Linked DNA regions of Mus musculus: regions 1 and 3 are each linked to region 2. A link is a loop called in an ENCODE intact Hi-C map of the cell type or tissue named here. Cell type or tissue: heart. All regions are shown on one strand.

Region 1 (8,000 bases), 99 kb after region 2:
TCAACGGCAGCTAACATGCCACAGCAGACTGCTCCATTATGCTTTCCTGAGGCCCCAAAACACCACTAGTTCAACCTCAAGACCATGCAGTGGTGTCAGATTTTCTCTTCAGGTATGTGTATGCAGACACACAGGCATGGGTTCACACTTGGGCACTTTGGGAGTCTCTGCAGGGTCCTAGCCTCATGCTGTGTTCTAGGAACAGTGCTTACACTGGGCAGAACAATGAAGCTGGGAGAACCTGTTTGTTCTTTTGGAAGGAATATTAGATTTCTTTACTCAACCTGCTGACCTCTCATGGACACTGTCTTAGTAAGGTCACTATTGAGAAGGCCTCCATTATCGATTTTTAGCAATAATTAGTAAGGGTCTCCAAACACTGTCATCTAAGTCAACATTTTCACCAAAATGCCAGTCATGGATTTGCAAATATTTCAAAAACACTTTTATTGTTTTGAAATAAAACAATAAAACAGGCCAACCCATTGTCACCAGGACATGCAAAGTATAACTCAGTTTTCTTTTTTTACATGAACGAAATCATTTTATAATCTCCATATGTTGGGAACTGATGTCACCAGTCTCTTGATTAAAGCAAGCAAGCAAGAAAGCAGGCAAACAGATCCAATGGTATAAAACTTGTTTTTGTTTTTCCCAATAATCTCTTCTTGTCTCGCAAGCCCCCTGCTGGAGAAACCTAGTCTTTTATTATTTGTTTGACAATATTCTCTACATTTGTCCCTTCTTTCCACTACTGTTACTTTCTTCATTTGATACTCTAATTACTCAAGAATTTCAAGCTTGAATTTCTCATATGTAAAACGAAAACAGTGTATGCCTGAAGACAAAAGCCAGGAAAAACTGAGTATTATTTTGAAAAAAAAGAAAAAAAAAAAGACTTTGCCTACACAAGAACCATGATTTAAACCCACTGACAGAAAAAAAAAATTTTTTTTTACAAGCATAGCAATTTCTGAACCATTAGATTCCCAATGCTACTACAAGGCAATTTCTTACCCATTTATCTTTATTGTGGTACAGGCTAAGTGCATGACTGGCCTTATGCTGACCACCACAGCCTCTTCAGAGTCGCTAATACTCGGCAGTTCTTGCCTCCCTTTCCAGATGGTCAGGAGATTAGTTTATTCATGCTTTAAATGCAGGGAGAACAGCAGAAGTTCAGATAGAGGAACGTTTGCTCCCAGCTGGCAAAGCTCTCCAGCGGGGACCGTTTGACCTCATAAGGAGCCGTAACTGCAGCAACTTAAGAGGAAACAGCAACAGCAGTGCCCATTGGGGAATGCAACTGAAAAACAGGAGGCAGGAGCTGCGTGGGGAGGGGCAGGAGTACATAAACACTTAAGGCCTCCGCATGACACCTTTGAGGGCTGCGTAATTCCCACTGACGTCAATTCCGTGCTGTGGATACTGTAAGACCACAGGAAAGAGCCTGACATTGCTTCACAGTTCCTCTCTCTCAGAGAGTGTAGTTCTCAGGCTAGCTTCGCTGGCAGCACAAGAGACTAGAGTTGCAAATTCAATGGCCCTTCTTCTCTGATAGACCATGAATCATAGACTCTGTGCCAGGCCGTCCAAACAATTCCTATTTATGCTACAGATTGAGAGCTGCTGCTGTGACCAAGGAGGGCAATAACTAGCACGCCACCAATAAACACTAAAAAATATACATTCATAAAAATGCACAAATAGGCTGAGAATTTGACTCCTACCCTTCCTCTCCTTCTTCCTGATATTATTTTGGTTGTTGAGATCAAGTCTTATGTGTCCTGGGCAGGCCTTGAACTCAGAACTGCCTCAGCCTAAGCACAGGCGCCTGCCTGCCTTGCTTTCTGTCTGTTCTATGTCTGATGCTCAGCAGCGCAAACCTCGGTAGACAGGTGTTTAAGTGGATGGAAGGGTCTTGTCATGACAAAAATTAAAAAATCTTCTATGTAGCAAATGAAGCCCTGACATGTTAGATTCCTTTGCGTGTTGGTTCTTTTTTTTCTTTTAAAAAATATTTATTTATTATATGTAAGTACACTGTAGCTGTCTTCAGGCACTCCAGAAGAGGGTATCAGATTTGGTTACAGATGGCTGTGAGCCACCACGTGGTTGCTGTGATTTGAACTCAGGACCTTTGTGGAAGAGCAGTCGGCGCTCTTAACTGCTGAGCCATCTCACCAGCCCCGCTTGTTGGTTCTTTCGGGAGGATCACTGAAATCCAGAGAACAGTGCACTGACCTGAGAGGTGATTTTTTTTTTCTTTTTCTTTTTGTAATGAGGATTAACTGTGCCACACGTAGAAAAGCCACTTCTTTTCGTTCCTTAAGAATATTGGTGCATACTTTAGGTGGGGGTAGAGAGTCTACTAATAAGTATTCTCCCTCAAAATGAATCTCAAATGAGTATTTGATTATTTAATGTTTTAATTACCCAATTGTTTTTGAAATCCTTCCAATCATGAGTCATCATCTTGAAGACTGTACTTCCTACTGTCCTTGACTGCAACTTTAGCTGTGCTCTAGGCATCGTTTTTCTCTCCCTCTCCCTTCACATTCTTCCCATTGCCCATCCCAGGCAGCTAAGCCACGACAGCCTCCCTGAAAGTGACACACTCTTCCATCTGACCCTGTCAAACTCTTGTCGCCTTACTGTCTGTCACTTTGCTGAAGCCCAGAGAACAGAATGCTGATCTGAGAAGCAACTTTTTGTAATGAGAAGTAAGTATGCCACACACATTTCCCCCTCTTTGTCCCTGTGCTGAGAGGTTCCACCTGACCTCACAGTGAGATAAACTTAAGCTACTTTTTAAACTCAGACCAAATGCCTTCTTCTGGAGGGAGCCATCTTGGACCACAAGCCCATTGTCCATTTTGCAGAGGATGCTCCTCCTCTGGGCAGGGCTCCGTCCTGGCACTTACCACATGTTACTTCTCTTTTCAACTAGAACTCATTAAAGACAGGACTCTCTCTCCACGCTGGTCCTCTCACCTCCCCTCTCTTTCTGTCTTCTCCTTCCCCCCACTTCCTTCTTTTCTTAAGACAGGGTTGCACTATGTACCCCATCTGGCCCTAATGCCTGCCTCAGCCAAGTGCACAGGTCTGTACACTGTGCCTGGCTAACAGGAGCCATTTCTTATTATTGTTTGTAAACATGGAACTTAGCTCTTCCCCTAGCACATACCAGCTGCTGAACACATGTTTATTAAGCAAAGACATGAACACATTAAAAATAAAGGCCCTAGTCCCTCCCAAGGCTGTTCCTTAGCATGGCAGTTGGATAACTCACCATGACAAACAGGTACCCACAGACCATAGGAGGCTTTGTAAGAAGAGAAAAGTGAGAGGTGAGTTCACATCTTCTGCAGACTTCAAATCGAGCCAAACCGTTTGGAAAACCCATAGAAACCCATAGAAACCCATAGAAACCCATAGAAACCGAAGATCTCTCTTTGTTCTGCTAATTCCTTCTGCTCAACATGTGCTTTCTCTGGGACTGGAGGAAGGCGTGTGGAACGAAAGCCTGGAAGGCCGTTTGGGGGTGGAGGGGGACATGAAATCTTAAGTGGAAGAAGGAAGGATAAGAAATCTTCTCTGGGAATGTTTGTTCTCATTGCCAAACTTTTAACCTCCAGAGACTTGGGGGTGGGGGAGGGGAGACTTGTGTGACCTTGGAGAGCATAGAACGTCAGGGGCTTATTCAGACTGAATATAAAGTCCAAAAATTTGAAAGTTTATCTTCTCAAATTAATGGAAAAAGTCTGGAAATTGATTTTGTGTTCTGCTCTCCAGGGACCCAAGCAGAGGGAAGGTTGTTTGCTCTGCCTGAGAACATCATGCTAAACACATGGAGCTTTAGATCCTCATCCTGCCCCACCCCCACTGTCAGAGCGTTAAAATCCGGGGACCTGCAGGTGGGTGGGTGGCTGGTTAGATCCGGTTCCCAGACCCTGCTGCTCTCTAATTGGCCTTGTTTTATTTATATTCTGACATTTGGGGTGATTTTCCCATGCTTATGTGTGATGCATCTCGGTCTAGTGGGAGCAGACCACTAAATCTTCACACTCAATCCCAGTGAGCAAGGACTGTGATATCTCAAGGGAGTATGGCGTTAAGGAGAGAGCTTTTCTGGTCACCAGAGCATCTGGGAGTCATGCTCCCTGAGAAATCCCTGCAGCAATGAAGGACATCTTTCTTTTTGCCTCTTCGTCCAAGTGGTTGTGACTTCTGGCTGACAAAGTTGAGATTTAACCCTGTGTAATGTTGGCAAGACTCAAAATTTGAAATACTTGGGAAACCCTGGTGGGTAAAAGAAACCTCAGCCTTTCAGTGGTCTGTGTCTGGGGAACATCTGTTTCTAATACATCCCGGTCCCACACATATCTACAGTGATGCTATGACTCTGTACTGTATAGCTCCATACCTGTCATCCACACTACTGAGCTACATCTCAATGTGGCCAGTGTAATACAGGAGCTGAAAAACTTGATTTTGTTCAATTTTCAGTAACTTAAATAAACACTTGGATAATGACTAGTGTATCAAGCAGTGCAGTTTGGAGATAGAATGTTAACGTGCAAAACAGATATACTGAGAGCACAAAGTAACATCTTAAAAGCCAGGACAAAAAGTCAGAGTATTTCCAAGCCTGATCAAAGCTTGTCTAATTATTTAAGAGTTTTTCAATATCCATGTTAGACAACAGTTTGACCCCAAACTGTTTACATAAAATTTTATGTGTATCCATTCAGAGACGTCTGAAAAGATACTAGCAAAAGAGAAATTTTCTGGGTCCAAGGATTTTGTACTTTATGTTTTTATTTAAAATAAACAAATGCTTACAAACGTAAAAGTTTGATACTATTACTTAAAATGTATATTGAACTTCTAGGCATAAACTCTGCTATCTTTATTGTATTATCTATACTGCCCAAAGAACTGTATTTGAAGTCCGGGAAGGTTTTGACACATAAATGTGTTTAGATATCACTAATTAAAAACAAAACAAACAAACCACAATACCTCTCTTCCTTTCATTTGTATTCCTTATGCACCAACTCTTCTTCTTCTTCTTTTTTTTAAAGATCTTTATAATTTTTTTTATAGCCATTTGAATTCTAAGACAGTCTTGTGGTATCACCACATATCTGGAGCTGAGATGCTCAGATATCAAAGTTTTCTTTGATATTGAACTGTGTCAGGGAGTTAATGAGGAGAGGAAAGGGGTAAGAACAGGTCACCAAGTTGTTAGCTAAGCATTCTTGTTCACTTTCCTTAAGTCAGATGGGCTGTGATCGACGGCTGGTCTTAGGTATTGAAAAGGCATTCTAAGAATACAGTTATCCACCAAACGTCTTCTAAAAGAGGCACAGACCTCCTCATATTCAGCCTTCCCTGATATCGGATTCTTTCTCTGGTGAGCTCTCCTTGGAAATACAGTGAAAAGTTATATCTTCTTGATAGCAGATTGACAACTCTCAGCTGAGTATTTTTGCAGGAGATGATCACAGGCCACTGTTAAGATGTATGTCAGCTTCATGTCATTCTCTCTCTCTCTCTCTCTCTCTCTCTCTTTCTCCCTCCCTCCCTTCCTCCCTCCCTCCTCCCCCTCTCTTTCTTTAGTTCATCACCTGGCACCCTAGAGCATGCAGCTCACATGAAGCTTGGAATCAGCTCACATTCAACTGAACTGAACATTCCATCCAGTGGCTAACCTCGCTTCACCCTGGGATGAGATTAGAATCCGGAAGCCTGGCCAGGTTTGAATTAGCAATGGATGACTCCATTGGGTTTTAACGATCATGGAAACCTATGTGCCAGACTGACGCTCCAGTCACATTCATATTCATTTCAGATAACAATTGGATGAAATATCCTGTACTTCTAAGTCATAAAAATCCAGATTGGTAGAACCTTTTTCAACAGACAAAGGCACGGGACTATCACACAACCTCACAATTATTTTCAAAATCCACTTGCATTTGGGAAGACCTAATGCTTTAGTAGGAATTAAAATACTATTTTATGCTGGTGCTAGGAATTGAAACAAGGTCCTCTGGAAGAGCAGCCAGTGCTCTTAACTATTGAGCTATCTCTCCAGCCCTTGTAATTTTAATTTTTAGCTAAGTAACCGAGTTAGCTAACATTGCAAGACTTAACATAACTCAAACTAGTTCCCTTTCTCAGCACTATTCCAGCTTCTAGACACACCGTATTGGGAATTACTTCAACTGACTGAGATTTCATTGTTGTATTGGCTTTCTTGTTTATAAGTAGTGTATTGTTATTGCCATTTTCCTATTATGATACCTAAAGACTAGGAATTTATACTCAGCATGACATTCCTGTATACCTTCCCCTAATTTCTAATACCCGATCATTATAATTTTGAGTGAAGTCTTAAATTCATGATAGTCTTAACATCTTACACCTCCTATATTTGTATTTTCCTTCCTCATTAAGCATAATTTCACTTTTGCTTGCTTGTTTTTCTGTGTGTCTGAAATAACATCTCAAAGAGAGAATCACATTGATATTGTGGAACACAACAGGCACAAAATTGGTCTACTCATGTTCATACTGTGTAAAGCCCTAAATCTGTTTGTCATGGCTATTCTGGTCACCTGTTCTTCTTTCCTTCAATGTGAAGTTCTGTTTTTTTACCTTTTCCCCTATTTTTTCATTCTCTGTTTTCTTCTATCCTGTGTTTGGGAGAACACAGCTTCTAGATGATCCTGACAATGGGTACCGGAGAGCAGGGCACATACCCACATGTGGTTTATTCCACACCCACTCCTACTGGGGATGTGGAATGATTTGAGCACTTGGTCTAGGGTTCACCAAATAAAAAGACCTTCATGTCACTTCCCTGGGTGGCTATAGAACTCAGGTGCTCCCGTTTTACACATCTCCATGAGATGAGAATGATGCATCTAATTTGTCTTGATCTCCATATTCATTTGTCCAGAATTTCTCTAGTTTGCTCTCCTTCGAAAACAAACATTTCTGCTTGGAGGTGTGAAGTGGAGACCTAGATGGGCCAGTACTGTTTTATAACACTTCTCTGTCCTATTGCCTTCTGTTTCTGTGAATTTCTAAGGATCCAAGCCTTGGTCCAGGCTTCTCCTGTGTCCCGGAACTTAATGGTTTCCAGAAGTGAACCTCACTCACTTGTTTCTGCCTGTCGCCTCTCAATCCTCCAAATGTGCCTCTTATTGATGTCTCCGTTTGATCTTGTTGGTTCATTCAGTTTTTATTGCTCCTTGTCCTGGGCTTGAGTAGCAACCAGGTACTCTCAACTTTCCTTATTTGTCTGCCCTCTTAACAGTAATGTCCAATGTGTTACCACTGCATAGATTCAGGAATTGAAATGCAAAAGGCAAAATACAGGATCAGAATGCCAGACACAGAGCCACTGTAGTTGGTGCCACAGTCGGTTTTCCTTGCCTCTGGGCAGCCATGTCTTCCCCAAGGTAGCTTCCCATCCCGTAAGGATGTGTCTTGTCTCCCTGGTAATGCTTCTCAAAGAGAGAATCATGCTCAGAGGTCATTCTAATGGGAGACACAGCTCACAGAGGAAGCACAATTAGAGAAGATATGTAACTGAGCAATGAAGACTGGTATCAAAAACTAGGCACAACAGGGGCCTTGAATAGCAATATATAGTTACGCCTTGCCCTGTACTAGATGGCTTGTTGGTTTGTTTATGAACTCCTTAACTGACTAGCTTGGCTATCACTGAATCCCCCAAGATTCTCCTGACTGCCTCCCCATTTTGGGATTACCAGCATGTGCCACTACACGCTGATGTTTATGCAACTGCTGAAGACCTGAACTCAACGTCCTTATACTTACAAAGCAAGCACTGTCATTTCCCAGCCACGGGATGAGGTTTTTAAGTGGTAAAGCATCAGCACTGCAAATCTGAACACTCAGATATATAGCACAGCGTGGATCGGGTGAGCCTGAGCGAAAGATGAAGGAGCATGGCTCCCCTT
Region 2 (8,000 bases):
GGATGGAGTTCATCGAGGAAAAGAGGCCTAGCTGTGCTTGGTTTTAACAGAAGTGCTTGCAGGAGAAGAAAGGCTAGCTTTATATGTAGACGGAATTCATGTCTTAAGATGGAGAGCAAAAATATTTCCTTCACTAAAGTGAAGCAAGTAAAAGTTTGCCCACTTGATTTGCATGAAGACCTTATGTGTAATGTGATTAGATAAAGCAAAAATTATTGTGGATGCAATGAGACCGCACTTGGGCTGCTTGCCATGGTTGACACTTGAAAGGGAGTGTGGTTTCATGAGCTCAGGACAGAAATGTGGTTTGAAGTAGAGAGTGGAGAAACACTGTCATCTGGCCACAAGGGGACAGCAGGGCTCTAGGATTTCAGGCCTAGGGACTAGGCCATGGATTTAACTGTTGTGAATAAAGGTTAAGGACACACCCTGAAGGATGCTAAAGCACTTAGCTCACATGGGAAGGGTCTTAAAGCCTGATTCATTTGGATTTCCACCCTCTGAGCTCTGAAGAGGCTGTGAATGTCTAATTCAGTTTGACTTAGAGTTTATTTTTTTGTATGTGTGGTATGTTTCTGTGTGTGCATGCGGTTGAATATGTGTATGTGGGTATGCACATATGTGTGCATGCAGTGGGAAGCCAGAAGCCAATAATGGGTGTCTTTCTCAGTTGAGTCTCTCTTTACCACTATTGTTTACTGTTTGGTGTGTGTATGCATGTGTGAATATGTATGTGCATGCATATGTACATGTATGTTGTTTGTATGTGCATACATGTGCATGTATGGCTGTGTGAGTGCACATGTGTGTGTGGAAGCCAGAGATACACTGGATGATTTCCCAAGATTACACTCTACCTATTTTAAAAATTATTTTTTTAAAAAATAGTTCCTTTTAATTTTTATATATGTATGTGTACCTGTGTGTGGGTATGGGCATGTGGGTGTGTGTGCCCACAGAGGCAGTTGTGAGACACAGGCCATGGGTGTTAACAACCAAACTCTGGTCCTCTGCAGGAGCAGTTACATGCTCTTCACTACTGAGCCATTTACCCAGTCACCATTTTGACAGACAGGGTTTGTCACTAATTCAGCTAGGACAGCAGGTCAGGGAATGTCTGTCAGGGATTCTGCTGCCTCTGGAACTCCCCAGTGCTGGCTTCTGGGCCTGACTTCTTAGACACAAAGATCTTCATGTTTGTGTGTTGTGAGGCAGGCACGTTACTGGCAGCCATCTCCTCACCCAGTCCTCCTTGTACTTCAAGACAAGGTCTCTCCCTGAACCTGGAGTTTTCCTGGCAAACACTTACTGACCAAGTCATGGCTCCAGCACATGGATTCTGTTCTTTTTGTAGCTCTAGGGATGGATATAGGGCCTTGCATACTGCAGGCAAGTGCTGTACTTCTAAGCCACCTTCTGAGTTCTTGGCTTTCAATACTGGATCTTATTAGGCAGCTCGATCTGGCTTTGAGTTTGCTACATAAGTGTATGCTGGCTTTGGATATACGATCTTAGCAGCTCATCACCCCAAGTACTTGGATTATAGGGTGCACTACCAAATCTTTCTTGATTTTCACTCTATTCTAAAATCACAATGTTGACACTGGAACTTAGTGTTAAGTTAGTTAAAGATCTATAACAAACTCCATTCCTTAATTGTTTTGATTTTTCAAATGAAAATTTTCTAAAAGGTTGGTCATGATTAAAGTGTTTGTTTGGCCCCAGCCATTTAGATCTCTGGAAGGCTGTGTGTTGTTGTTATCGTTATTATTATTATTTTGAGACTCTTTGTAGAGGATGCTCAGCTGATTATTAAAAAAACAAAACAAAACAAAACCCAGATTTCAACTCACCAATTTGTATGCTAGGGATTGAATCTTTCTGTTGATTACAAAGAGGACTGATTTCCAGTTCAAACTTCTGTTCAAGGTCACCTAAGAAGAAAGAAGAACAAGAAACACATAGCAATTTAAGAGTTCATAGAATGTGTATCAAAAACTTTAATGATCCAGTTGGAGGAAATCGTTCTGGGGGTTACTGTTGCTTCCCTTGGAATATTCATGAACCCCTTAGGACCACTGGCTTACAGAGCTGCCTAAAGACAAACCCACAGGGCATCAACAATCCCTAACAGTGGCTCCTTTGAGTAGGTATGCTTGACAGTGGGACAAACTTTTAAAAATTGCATCTATTTATTCTCTCTCTCTCTCTCTCTCTCTCTTTCTCTCTCTCTCTCTCTCTCTCTTGTGTGTGTGTGTGTGTGTGTGTGTGTGTGTGTGTGTGTGTGTAGGTAGGGGACAATCAGTAGGAGGAGACTATTTTTAACATGTCAAATCTGGGGATTGAGCATGGGTTGTCAGTCTTGGTGGCAGGTACCATTGCCATTTTCAGTGATAGAAAAGTTTTCTACACACTCTATTCTGGGGACTCTCTGAAGCATGTCCAACACACTAGGAACTAAAATTTTAATTTCTTTTTACATTATAATTAATTAAAATTTAGCTAAGCCACATGAGCCTCAGAGATACCATAGTTTGGAGAGCAATGAGCCCTCCATTACAGGCCTGTCCCATTACCTGTCTTTCTGTGAGGTGTTCTTTATTCTTTCTCTTACTCACCAGACAAGTATGAAACACTTGTCTTCAAGAATTCTACTAACCAATGTAGAAAGTACAGAGAGGAAAACTCAACAGTCTCTCCTCTGGGAATGTTGCAGATTAGCATTTGGGGTCTTACAATGGTACCAGCCATATTTCTTGATGGCAACTGTAACATACCATGCAGAGTTATTCATATAAAAATACATTTTACTGAGGATTAGACAAAGATAGAGTGGATGTTTAATAAAAACTTCTGGAAAACTAGGTTACTTGTGGACATATCAACCCATATTTACAAAGAACCTTTTTAAAGCGTTGAGGACTGGAGGGGAGGAATACCTGACCTCACAGTTTTCCTAATTCATAAGCTGCCATTTTTCTCCACCCAACCCTGTACCTGAAACCTCAACTTAAAGGATATTTTTTGTTTGTTTAATGTGATGCATGATATCTGTCATGTTTGTCCTAACTGGGCATAGTGGCCCTCACATCCTAGGATCTGAGGCAGGAGTGTAAGTTTGAGACCAGCCTCTCCTAAATATCAAGGCCTTGTCTCACAGCAGCAGCAGCAGCAGCAGCAGCAGCAGCGACAACTAAGAACTGTTGAAAGAAGCCTGGCTGCTGGGGAGATGAGCTGGCATTTGAGTCCAGATCCACAAGCAAAAGCCAGATGGGGCTCATCAAGATGACAGGAGTCATTCCTATAGAGTTAAAAGACATCCACTAGGGGAAAAAGATAGTTCCGATGAGCAGAGTCTGTTCTTCTCAAAGCAGACGGGATGTCTGGACTGCAGGGCCCTTAACTGAAAGGGAACAAGTCAGTTCCTTGGTTCCTTGGTCTGCTGGGAGATCTGCAGTGTAGGTGAAAGCTCTTCCCTAGTGACCGTGGTGGCAAACATTCCCGGTCTTTCTACGTAACTGTGCTGCATCTCATTAGGGCAGGTTTTTGCAAAGAAACATAGTAACCTGATTGCCCGATGCCATCGATTCCTTGTAGTTAGTAACTTTGATTCCTGAACTCTGTGTCTGCCCAAGTGGTGCAACCACTGTCCCCAAGTCGCCTAGAGTCTGAATTAAGTGTCCGATGGGCAGATCAAAGCTTTAAACCACAATGGACAGCAATCATAGCCCATGATGGGATCAGAGGCAAGTGGGCCAGAGGAGAATCTTGATCTTCAATACTGTAGTCCTAGCCTTCTCTCCTGCTGCTATTTCAATAGTTTATGTATCACACCGGGAAGCAAGCACTCAGCCTAACTTTAAACCCTCTCTGCGCCAACTTCACCATGCTTACTTTTGTTCTCAGTGGAGACTTTATGTCTTGGCCAACGAGAACTGCGATTCTAACTTCTCATGACTCATGTTGACTGCACATGAAATTCCAGAGGCACAGACGTCACGTGAGCGCTTTTACTCCCAGACTGTGACAGTGAGCAGAGTCTCTGGCCTTGTGTGAACCCAGCCCTACTCTGTCGTCTGTCATTGGAACCACCGAGATGTCACTGACACATCTTTCAGTGGACATTTTTCCAAAAGGCTCACTGTTGCTGTCTGACCTCCTCACAGAGCTGGTATGTGGGACACTTCGAGCTTTATTTGTTCCCAGACTCTTAAACCTGATGCTGTCACTAGCACGAGGGCCCTGCTGGTGCCCGAGCAAACATTGTGAATGTTGAAACCCAGCCTGAAGAATCAAGCCTGTGTGTAAAGGCCTACTTCCCACCCAGCATCAAGATTCTGCTTGCCGATTTATTGCCTTCCTTATGAAGGAAGGTAACCTTTGAAAAAAAATTATGGTCTACCTTAGGGCCATTCAGCATTCCACAGTAAAACCCACATGTGTTATTGTTGAAACTGAATTCAAATGGTCTAACTCTTGTAAACTCTTGTTAGTTCTTGGCTAACTTTGACCTGTATCATTGGAAGTTTTAAGAACCAGAGAAAAAGGCATACAAAAGGCTCTGAATTATTCTCTCAGAATGGAAGACATTGACTTAAAAACAATGCTTAGCCTTCAGGCTGTGCTCAGCTCATTCAAATGAAGGTCAGGGCAAAAATCAAACTTGTCTGCCATACTGTTACAGTCACAGGACACACACACACACACACACACACACACACACACACACACACACACGGCTGTTTGTATGTGTCTCTGCAAATATGTGAATATATATACATATACACACATATATGGCTGTCTGTGTCTGTATGTGTATGTGCATCTTGCTTTGATTCATTGTGTTGTGTTGTTATTACCTGTTTCCATAATAAGTCTGTGATATTTATTATATTTATTTAAATCTTTCTTCCCCATGAAAGGGTTGGATGAGTCACAAGAAACTTAAAGGAGAAGGCTAGGATAATTAGAGTAGATGAAAGGATTGATGTTAGCCGCTCCTGTTTTATTGGGAGAACTGTCCAAAAGGAGGCAGGGAGAGGAAGCCTTGGCTGTGGGTTCTACCAACCTTGTCTGTAGAATTCCTCACAGACCCTTTCACTCCACTGCTTGCTCATCTCCCAGATACGACAAGGATTGCAAATGTCAGCACACTTCAAGGCGATCTGAGAATGGACAGGGCACAGAGACAGGGCGGTCAGAGAGAATGTTCTTTCATTTGCAAATGTACCCAAGCCAAAGGTGCTGCAAGGTCCGTCAGTCTGTCTCAGGTACCAAGCCCATGTTTACAGAGGACTTCCCGGACATGCTTCTTCAGGAGACAACTGTTATTCACAACTGCACAAAGCCCTTCATTCAGAACCCCCCACGTTATAACAATGAGAAGAGAACAGTCACCATTCGAGGGCACTGGAGAGGACTCAGGTGGGCAAGCCAATGAAAGCCCTGGTCTGGCTCCTTATGTTATTCTATCCCTCTGAGACAGGTTGTTGCAGGGATCTGGCCAGACTCAAATATGATCACTGAAAGTCACTGTTCTTATTTTTTCCATTGAATTTTAAAATTATTCTATTTATTAAATTATATTAATTTTATATAATTATAATAAAACAATAATAATTTATTAAACTATTCATACATTAAATCCTGGTGGTAGTTTCCCCTCCCTCCCTCCCTCCCTCCCTCCCTCCCTCCCTCCCTCCCTCCCTCCCCCTGCCACCTCCATCTCCCCCACCTCTCCCTTCCACATCCACATCCACTCCTCTTCCATTTCCTTTCAGAAAAGGGCAGGCCTTCCAGAGATATCAACCAAACATGGCATATCAAATTTCAATAAGACTAGGCACCTCCCTTATATTAAGGCTGGACTAGGCAACCCAGTAGGAGGAAAAGGGTCCCCAAAGCAGGCAAAACTGTCAGAGACAGCCCCCCACTCCCTCTGTTAGGAGTCCCATAAAAACACCAAGCTATACAACTATAACGAATCTACAGAGGACCTAGGTTAGATCCATGCAGCCTCCCTGGTTGTCAGTTCAGTCTCAGATGGAAGATACTCTCATGTTGACACTCTCTGTGTATGTCTTAAAGTGTGTTTGCATGTACATGTCTGTGTAGTATAAACATGCTTAGACTGCCAGCCAAGATACTACTAAGTCATATTAAACCTGGCAATCTTGTGTTTCCGTCTTGGGTTGCTAGATATTGCTCTGGATCTGGGGTGTCTGTTTGGTTTTGTTAGTAGTGATGATTCTCGGAGAGTTCTCTTGAATTCCCATATAAGAAGGTTCTCCTTTTTGACCAACAACTACTAAGACACGGCAGCCTGGAGACCTGCCCACTAGCAGTGTTTATTGCTCTGACATACTTCTTTAGACCACAGAGTAGCCAGGAGTGTTGGGGTCTAGGAGAGCCTTAGATGGCACTAGCATATAAATCTACTTGTTTACTCTTTGGTTAGAAGGGGCACCAGCACATGTGTTGGCTAGGTAAGGGGCAGAAGTCCTTTTGGGGATTTTTTAAAGATTCCTTTGAGTTAGCAAGGGTTTCTTTTGAAATGCAGGGTTAAATATTTCAGTTACAAGTTGCTCTGAGCCATTTAAGTCAACATCTGGCTCATCCTTGAGCATTCAGGTACTAAGCTTTAAGCACTTAGGTACTAAGCTTTAAGTATTTAGAATCCTGGTTTAGAAAGAAGGGGATGAGTATAGTTCTACACCTGCAAGTTGAGTAGTTCCTGCATGATTGAGCTCTTTGGGTAGCTACAATGTAAAGGCCTGGAACAAAATGACTATGGTTCAGAATCTGGTTAACGTTGGTCTGTCTAGATAAGTTCCGGGTCCATCCCTGGGCATGCAGTCATCTGTGCCAAAGGGACCAGGATGATGAGAGAAAACATGAAGAAGGCTCTCACTTGGACACTGGGCCAAATTTTTGTTCTTAGGTTGACTACATCCCTCTTTTTGCATCATAAGTGGCTTCTTGCCATGGGGTAAAGCAGAAAGGGTTAGACTCGTTGTGTCATTCCTGGTGAAGGCCATCCCTCCAGGGTGTGATTCCTAGCAGTGTGGTTTTTTTTTTGTAAAGTAGTACCTATACAGGGGTGTAGATCCCCATATGACCATATACATGAATGCTTGGTTTCCAGTGGTGGAACTGTTTGGCAAGGATTAGGAGGTGTGGCCTTGTTGGAGAAGGTGCGTTAGTGGGGGCAGGCTTTGAGTTTCAGAAACCCACATCATTCACAGTTCTCTCTTCCCCTCTCCCCCTCTCCTCCTCTCTCTGCCATGTTACTGTCTCAACATGTAAGCTCTCAGCTGCTGCTCCAGTACCATGCCTGTGCACATTGCCAGGCTCTCTGCTACAACTGTCATGGACTTACCCCCTGAAACAGTAAGCAAGTCTCCAATTAAACGTTTTCTTCACAGGGATAGAATAGTAACTAAGACAAAGGGTTGTATGCTTACTGGTACATGCAACCTTCCATTGAGGTTACTCTGTGATGAGGCAGTTGCCAAACAAGGAGAACCGAGAGATTTTCCACTTTCTGAAACCTTGTTTTTGCTTGTTTGGAAAGCACTTAACAGCTGCATGTCTTTCAGAGTTTTTAACAAAGTAGGTCACGACTCTTTACCATGGCTTGCAGCTCCTCAAACGTGCTAAAATCATTGATTGCATCCCTAAGTGTTTTCACTTGGCCAGGCTAGGTGGCTTTTGTTGCTTACCTGAAGCATAAAGTGTCTGTCCTGTACATTCTCCAGTCTCAAATCTTTATTGTGGAGGTGAGCTTTTAAGCGGGTCAGAAACTCATTCTGTCTGTTGATATCCGTGGCCAAGATGAGGGAGCCCAGCTGCTGTTCGATATCCTGTCTGCATCCCCAAGAACAAAAGAGAGAGTCACACTCACACAGCAAAGCCCACTCAGAGTGATCGATTCTTGCACCACCCCGTGGCTTGACTCTTTAGCCTTTAATGTGTTTATCACACAGTACCCCAGTCCCTCA
Region 3 (8,000 bases), 79 kb after region 2:
CTCTTAGTATCTTCTTTCAGTAGTCAAAGAATTGATTTTGAATTTGTAGGTATGAGGGTACCTATCGTTCTCTCAGAAAATATCAGCGTGATATTGACATTGGTTTTAAAACCTTGGACAGGCTTCATTTCTGCTGCCCATCGAAGAATGAGAAGCACAGGGGCACCTTGCATGGGAGACTTTAGATTTAAGGAAACCGGAGAGAGCACAACGTAGCAGAAGAGGCAGAGAGAAACAGCACACCACTAGGTTCCCTTACTAACAGGACCAGTACTTTGTCAAAATGAAAACCATTAGGTACGTCTATAATGGCTTTGAAGTCCATCTTTATAACATTTAACTTAAACAGTTACGGCAAGTTTGCCCCCTTTACAAGTTTTATTTTGAGGATGCTGTGATATGTGAAAATTACATTTCCACTAACTATTTTATTCACTATTATTATTACTATTGTTATTATAACTATTCACCAACTATATTATATCTTTCTTTCTTTCTTTCTTTCTTTCTTTTTTTTTTTTTTTTTTTGGTTTTTTGAGAAAGGGTTTCTCTGTATAGCCCTGGCTGTCCTGGAACTCACTTTGTAGACCAGGCTGGCCTTGAACTTAGAAATCCACCTGCCTCTGTCTTCCAAGTGCTGGGATTAAAGGCGTGTGCCATCACTGCCTGGCACTAACTATATTATTAATAATTTTTTACTATTATTATTATTATTCACAAACATTGATTGGCTACTTGGACTAGGTTGAGAATTTATACGCATTATCATTACATTGTCATTATCAATTTAACAACTTGAAGTAGGTATTATTTATTATTATTGTCAATAGAACATTTTGTGGCAGAGGAAATGAAAGCCAATGGAAATTTGATGTGCCCAAACTTAAACAGGTTATTAAGAACTTGTGCTTAAACTCAGAGCTGCTCCAAGTCCATGTTCTTGATCTCTTTCTCATATTGTCTGCACTGAGAACTGTACAAACTGTTGAGGACTAGCTCTTGTATGCTCTGATTCCTACATGACAATAAATCAGATGCATGGCTGTTATAATTCCTGCAGACTGAATATTGCTGAATCTATCACCCTGAGAAATCCAGGATTCAGTCAAATAGATGTTTTTTCAAAGAGCATTTCAGTAAATGGCTATAGGAATAAGATACTGACTCCTGTTCTGTAGCAACGCAGTACCTGTTCCTTTCAAATCTGGGATGGAAAACTATTACTAGAAATATTATTCACTAGAATTGATGGGGTTTATAACTAACTTATTTGAGTTCTCAGTTGAGCAGAATTTTCATGATGAACCCCTCAACTTAGGGGAAAAGGGTCAACAGCAAACAAGTTGCTAGTGAAGACACCTAAATTTAAAAATCAAAACAAAACAACTATAGACTCCAAGTAATAGGAGATATGGAGCCTGAAGTAGCCACTTTCTGTGACCAGGCATGGCTTCCAGTGGAGATACTGGGACACCAACCCAGCCACAAAGCCTTCCACCTACAATTTGTCCTGACTTCAAGATGGGCTGGGGTAAAGGTGGTACAGAACTTGTGGGAGTGACCAGTCCATGACTGGTCCAACTTGAGACCCATTCTGTGAGAAGTAGCCTATGCCTGTCACTGTCTGGAGGGCCAGGAATCAGCGGCTGGGTAGCCCAGAGACCTGGGATAGAACCAAACCTGACAGGGGAAAAAGGTAATGAACTGAATGAACTGAAATGCCTTCTATTGATGTTCTGCTACACTTGTAGATGGGAGCCTAGATAGTCATCACCAGAGGCTTCACCCAGCAACTGAGAGGAGCAGATGCAAAGAGCCCAGCCAAACATTATTCACTAGAATTGATGGGGTTTATAACTAACTTATTTGAGTTCTCAGTTGAGCAGAATTTTCATGATGAACCCCTCAACTTAGGGGAAAAGGGTCAACAGCAAACAAGTTGCTAGTGAAGACACCTAAATTTAAAAAACAAAACAAAACAAAACAACTATAGACTCCAAGAGCTCAGGGAAGTGGGGAGGAAGGATTGTAGGAGCTAGAGGGGTCAAGGACACCACAGGAACACAGGCCACAGAATCAACTAACTAGGACCCAGAGGGGTTCATAGACTGATCCGACAATTGGGGAGCCTGCATGGGTCTGACCTAAGTCCTCTGCAGATGTGCTATGGTATGTAGCTTGGTGTTCTTATGGGACCTCTGACAGTGTGAGCAGGGCCTCTGACTCTTGTGCCCTTTGGGATCCTTTTCCTTTTACTGGGTTGTCTTACTCAGCCTTGATCTAAGGGTTTGTGCGGGAGAATCTTATTGTAACCTTTTCTGCTATGTTTGTTGATATCCCTGGGAGGCCTACTTAAGAAATGGAGGCGGGGTGGATCTCTGGGAGAGGGGAAGTCAGGAAGAAAGGGACTGGGAGAAGAGGAGGGGATGGGGAACTACAGTCAGGATGTAATTTATGAGAAAGAAAAACAGAACAGAATAGACAGCATCAACTGGAGCAATGGCCCAGGTTGACCACATACCCAGGAGATCCAGCTTCAGGGCTTATGTTAGTGAAGCTCCAGCTGTACTCTGAGAAGATAATGGCTCTTAAACCTCTTGATAGCTCCATATATACACATGTATATGTATATGTATATATGAAGTAATCTTTCATTATTCCACGAGCCCCTCTGATGTTGACTGATAACGCTGGTGAGAAGAGAAATAACTGTGTAAGGCTGTCCTCAGGAGAGCTGAGGCCACAGGGCTTCTGGCCTTAGGACAGAACAAGTGACGTCCTTGTAGTCCTTTCAGAGCTGTTCTTGCTGGCCCCTGGTCTGGGCAACCGTCTGCTTACCTAGGGTTTTATATCCAAGCTAAACAATTATTTTGACTATTCATTAAACCCTTGTTTAACATCAGCAGCTTTTTTTTTTTCCTGGCAAAGGAAAGGTGCGGTGGAAGCCGGGAGGAAGCGTTGACAGCCGAGCCGTGTCCTCGGTCTGTTCTTATTGTGTTCCAAAAGGAAGCAAACAGCAAGGGAATTCTTATTTTTGAAAGGACTGCTGCTCTTTTGCTCCTTCGGAGCTGAAAGCACAACATGTCGTCCTTGGTCCTGAAGGCTGCAGACGCAGGCCGAGGCTGAGCTGAGTCATTCGTTTCGGGAGCCAAGACCCAGAGACAGTCCCCAGCCCCACAGGGGACGTAGCTCCGGATGGACCTCTTGCCCACTTGGCCTCTCTTGTGGTGTCTGTTTAATAAAAGCTGTGCTAGGGGAAGGACGTTGATGTGGCCTCTTATGTAACTGGCAGAGAAGGGTGGAGACTCTGACAGTGGTGACAGCTTACAGTGGCTGAAACATGGGCCATATGACAAGAACCAGACTCCTGCCCCATCAAGTGCTTCCAAGGTCATTTTGGGGTGAGCAGAGGGCCTGAAAAAGGGAGCGAGCAACAGTGTTCCTGCTGCGTCTGAGGAGAAGAAAGATGGTGGTGATGATCTTGCTATATACAAGTTTCAGGAACCATGGGGTGGGATCTCATGGCAGGGGTATCAATAATAATCTGAAGAAGATAGCAATGGCATAAAAGAAAGAAAGAAAGAAAGAAAGAAAGAGAGAGAGAGAGAGAGAGAGAAAGTGAGGGAGAAAGAAAGAGAGAGAGAGAGAGAGAGAGAGAGAGAGAGAGAGAGAGAAAGAAAGAAAGAAAGAAAGAAAGAAAGAAAGAAGGAAAGAGAGAAACTTTGCAGCAACCAAAACATGGTGGACAAAATGATACTCTGGTAGAAAGCCATTTTCTTGAGCTTCCTTGTGCCCTGTTGCCAGTCATGAAGACAGAGAACCAGGTCTGCACACCTCAGACATGGGCTCTCATCATGATACACTGGGCTCCAATGCAGGCTTGTTTGCTAAAGGTCTTGGTTAACAAGGGTTTGGCCATGCTCGGATAAATATATGGGCAACACAAATTATACCTGGTATACTTTAAAAAAATTTTTTTTGGGGGGGTGAGGACACAAGAGTGGAAGGGTGGACTGGGGAGTAATGGGAACTGAGTATGATTGGGGTACATTGTATGAAATTCCCAAGTAATCCATAAAATATATTATGTTGGGAGAAAAATAATGACTTCTTAGCTAGCTTAACAGTTGTACAATTGAAACATCTGTGGACTTATGAGATACTGTAAACAGCCTGTGTACTTAACTCAGTCAGAGATTATTGTCTGAGGAGTGTTGTCTTACATGTGAGACCCAGTGCAGCTGACTAGACTCGGTGTTTCCTCCGAGGATTTCAATTGCGGCAGGCTCTGTCTAACCACAGAGGACTGTCTATCAGATGGGCTAAGTAGAACGGTCCAGCTTTTTGATTGGTTTGTTTCAGAAACTATGCATTTCTGGGTCATTGTTGGAAATCATTTACGTAGCAAAAAGAAACTGACAGTTGTCCAGAAAGCAAGCTTTTGACAGAAGCAAAAATAATTTCTTTGCATGCATAAAAGAAAGAACAATGTTACTAAACGTTACTAAACAATACACTCTGCAACCTTAGCTTAGGGTTATTAAATGCCTGGTGACAAAAGTGTATTTTGGGACTTGAATGCTAGTCTCTAGAACAGGTAAGGCAGGCTCTTACCCAGACTAGCAGCAACAGGAGCTGTCCTCACTTTTCAACTTGGTAGTGTTTCAGAGGAAAAAAAAGTTCCAATCCCTGAGAATACAGGAGCCTAATTAAAACAGTCTATTGCAAAGGTAGTAGCAGGATTGCCTTAGCAGGGTTCCAAGGAGCTGAGAAAGAGCTCTTGTGAGGACTGAGAACAGCCTGAGGTGGTGTCTCAGGGACCAAGCCACCTGGATCTGCACTAAGTAAGAAAACTCCCTTGGCAGCGTTGTAAGTGGCACACTATTTCCTGGACAATGCCTTCACCTCCAGTATCTCTCCAAAGCTAAGCCTGCTACTTTATATAGAAATCTCTATACAAAGGGCTCAGCATAGTGCTTTGTACCCAAAAAGTTAGTTTTGGGGGGAGGGGGTCACTATTCTTATATTCTGAGGTGCTCCCTTCTGCTACCAATAGCTGTCTGGATGACTTGACACATCTGAGTCTGAGGTTCCCACAACAACCTCCCCAGGAGCTGGTAAGTGACTGAGTCGTATTACACCAGGCAGTCCTAAGAGCTTGGTGCGCTACTCTCAATTACCCAGAATGCTATACAGAGCAACAATCTGGGCCTGATCTCCCTGTCTGTATTGCTTCCCTCTTTGCTGGACATACCTGGTTAGGTGAAGTGAGATGGCAGTAGCAGAAGTCTACGGCTTGTGTGTCCCAGCCCTTGGCTCAAGAGCCCTGAGCTCCAAACAGTGTGGGTTACATTATCTTGCAATCTGCAGCTAAGTACTGCTTTTAAGGGTTGAGTATCAGACAGCCAGTTCTTAACCAGACTTGGAGGGGATTCTAGTCTAATTTGGTTCATTTCCACAAGTGATCATTAAATATTAAACATTAAACCGAATGTTTGAAAGTAGGAGGGAAAGTGGAGACACAGCTATGTAAGTTAGCTTCTTGGCTCTCAGATTATTGACAGCTGGGAAGAGAATCAGGCCAAGGAGCAGATACAGTGTCAATCAGAGAGAGTCTCACGATTTTCCCAGACTATTTGGGCCAGGTTCCTCTCTCAGTGGCATTGTGAAACTTTATGAAACTGTATAAAAGTACATGTCACAAATACTCCAGTTTAAAACAGTTCTCCACCATTTTCCATCTGAATTAAAAGAGAAAAGTCACATGGCATTGTTGATAGTTAATGTTTAGGTTAAGCAGAAATATTGCATTTAAAAGGGAGACAATGGGTGGAAGTATTATTTGAACCTTACTCAGATAAGCAAGATTTCTGTGAATACAGGTAAACAACTGAAATCAGAAGTGTCACTTTCAGAAATGATCATGGTAGCTTCCTGGAAAAAACAAAACAAAACAAAACCAAACCAAAAAACCCAAAAACCCAAAAAACCCAAAAACCTACCAGAGAAGACATAGAGGAGGAGAGAGACAAAAGAGGCCAAGAAAGAGGATAATGAGGAAACAAGTAAGCGAATTAGAGAGAGCAGGCTCCAGGATAATGCCTCTCTCTCATACATATATACACACATATATACATACATATATACACACATATATACATACATATATACATATATATATATATGCATCAATATCTCTATACTGCATAATTAAATGGTTGTGCCAATCACAGAAAAAGAGAATTGCCAAAAAGCAGTTAGTTCTTGTCCTTCATTTTATAAATCTCACTTGATGTAAGTGGTGTTGATGCTAGCTGATAACTGTGCTGAATGGGTGTAGTGGTAAGGAGTCCCCAGGTAGCCTTAGGCTATGGAGCTAGGGCGCTTAACCTCCTTAAGAGGACAGTGCGTCCTATTCAGAAACCCAGCACTGCAACTTTGGCTAGTGCAACAAAAGCTAATTAATTCCATGTTAAGACATATATAAGGACTTCCCTTTTCTGGAGGGGAGCTGCAGTAGGCCAGGTGAGAGAAGACGGTAGAGAGCCCGAGGCCAGTTAGAGATGTCAGTAGAGAAACAGACACAATGCTATGAGGAACGGCTCGGTAGGTCGAAGGGAGAGGGAAATATTGAAGATGACTCTTAAGTTTTGGCTTGCACAGTGGATGACTGTGTTATCACAGAAAAAGGCAATGCTCTAGGGACCTCATTTCACTCACTCGACTTTGGCTGCTCTGGACACACTACTGCGACTTCAGAGGAAAATGTGCAGTAGTGTGGGTTCAGAGAGACTGTTTCAGACGGAGGTATAACTTCATAAATCAAAGAGAGCCATGGAAAAATTAAAGCAAGATATTTGGGAAAAACCCACAGAGTCAACAGCATAATTAAAAAATCATAAAATAATTTTAAGTAAATGCAAAAAGATAAAGTTACAGGCCTACATGAAGTTGTTCACAGAGGGAAGGAGGAGTAGGAGGGGAGGGGAGGAGGGGAAGGAGGAGAGGGAGGGGGGAGGAGGGGAAGGGGGAAGGGGAGGAGGGGAAGAGGGCCAAGAATGCAGCTTTAGGTAACTCAGTAGCAATTACTGTCTTATAGCACAAGGGATGAGTAAGTAGGAGGAAGCCACCAGGAGGGGGCAGAGAGTAAACTTCTGTCATAGGAGACAATGTGGCAAGATGATAGGTGGCAGACTGGAAATGGCTTGGTGGGAGGTGAGTGGGGGGACTCGAGTTCAGATTCTGAGAACCCATGCAGAGTGGGTCTGCATAGTGTATGTGTCTGGTCCCAGTGTGCTTACTGTGAGAAGTGAGACACTGACAGAGTTCCCAGAGCTCCTAGGCTAGCTAGCCTGGTGTACACAGAGGAGAACAAGAGCCTGCCTCAGACAAGGAGGGCAAGAGCTCACAACTGAGGCTGTCCTCTGAGTATGTGCAGACACACATGCACGCACACATGATTTTAAAATAGGTAGAAATTATTTATGAAAATGTCATAATGAAACCTGTTACTTTGTTTGCTATTTTAAAAATATGTATTTAAACTAAAGGAGCAGGTAGGAAAATGGTTGGATTTGCTCCTGTGGCCATCATATCAAACTGGAGAACTGGGAGGACTATACTCAAGGGGCGATATGCAGATCTCCAGTGGGTTACTATTTTAAATTTTAAAAAATTAAAACTTAATGACACCATTTCCCTCTTCTCTCCCTTTTCCCTCACTCCTCCCATGGAATCCTTCTTCACTCCTTTTCAAACTCATGGCCTCTTCTTTTGAATTTTTATTGTTGGCTTTTTACATTAAGAATTTTTATCTCTATGTGTATGTGTATCCATGTATTGTACGTGTATGTGAGTGAGTGTGTGTGTGTGTGTGTGTGTGTGTGTGTGTGTGTGTGTGTGTGTGAGTGAGTGACAGCATGACCGGGGAGGTCAGACAACAACTTTGGGGCTTTGTTTTTCTTTCTCCATGTGAGTCTGTGGGACCAAGTACAGATGGT

What was found. Hi-C counts contacts between places; a loop is a spot of excess contacts. Peaks named below come from ENCODE experiments on the same cell type or tissue, not always from the same donor. Only the 100,000 strongest peaks of a DNase experiment are listed, where the experiment ranks them.
Region 1: a loop joins it to region 2, with 5 times the contacts of the local background. A loop is called at or near these places in 5 of 42 quality-filtered maps.
Region 3: it touches region 2 in a loop (7-fold over the local background); 5 of 42 quality-filtered maps call a loop at or near these places.

The regions. Positions count from the first base shown.
Region 1 is chr10:20,504,316-20,512,315 of GRCm38, forward strand. The region is part of intron 1 of Pde7b (phosphodiesterase 7B); the gene reads right to left. Among named protein-coding and RNA genes, the nearest start is that of Pde7b, 40 kb to the right of the region's middle. In heart, a CTCF peak has its summit at 685 (motif pointing left); DNase peaks (open chromatin) are centred at 1,276, 3,586, 3,946 and 5,696; H3K27ac peaks cover 601 bases.
Region 2 is chr10:20,405,275-20,413,274 of GRCm38, forward strand. It overlaps Pde7b (phosphodiesterase 7B), which reads right to left. Exons shown (of 12, transcript NM_001347366.1): 9 at 7,722-7,866; 10 at 5,069-5,165; 11 at 1,854-1,934. Among named protein-coding and RNA genes, the nearest start is that of Mtfr2, 61 kb to the left of the region's middle. In heart, CTCF peaks have their summits at 339 (motif pointing right) and 3,329; DNase peaks (open chromatin) are centred at 3,257 and 4,097; H3K27ac peaks cover 1,675 bases.
Region 3 is chr10:20,483,833-20,491,832 of GRCm38, forward strand. All of the region lies in intron 1 of Pde7b (phosphodiesterase 7B), which reads right to left. Among named protein-coding and RNA genes, the nearest start is that of Pde7b, 60 kb to the right of the region's middle. RefSeq lists an enhancer at 1,070-4,935. In heart, a CTCF peak has its summit at 7,133 (motif pointing right); DNase peaks (open chromatin) are centred at 3,229 and 6,679; H3K4me3 peaks cover 717 bases; H3K27ac peaks cover 1,826 bases.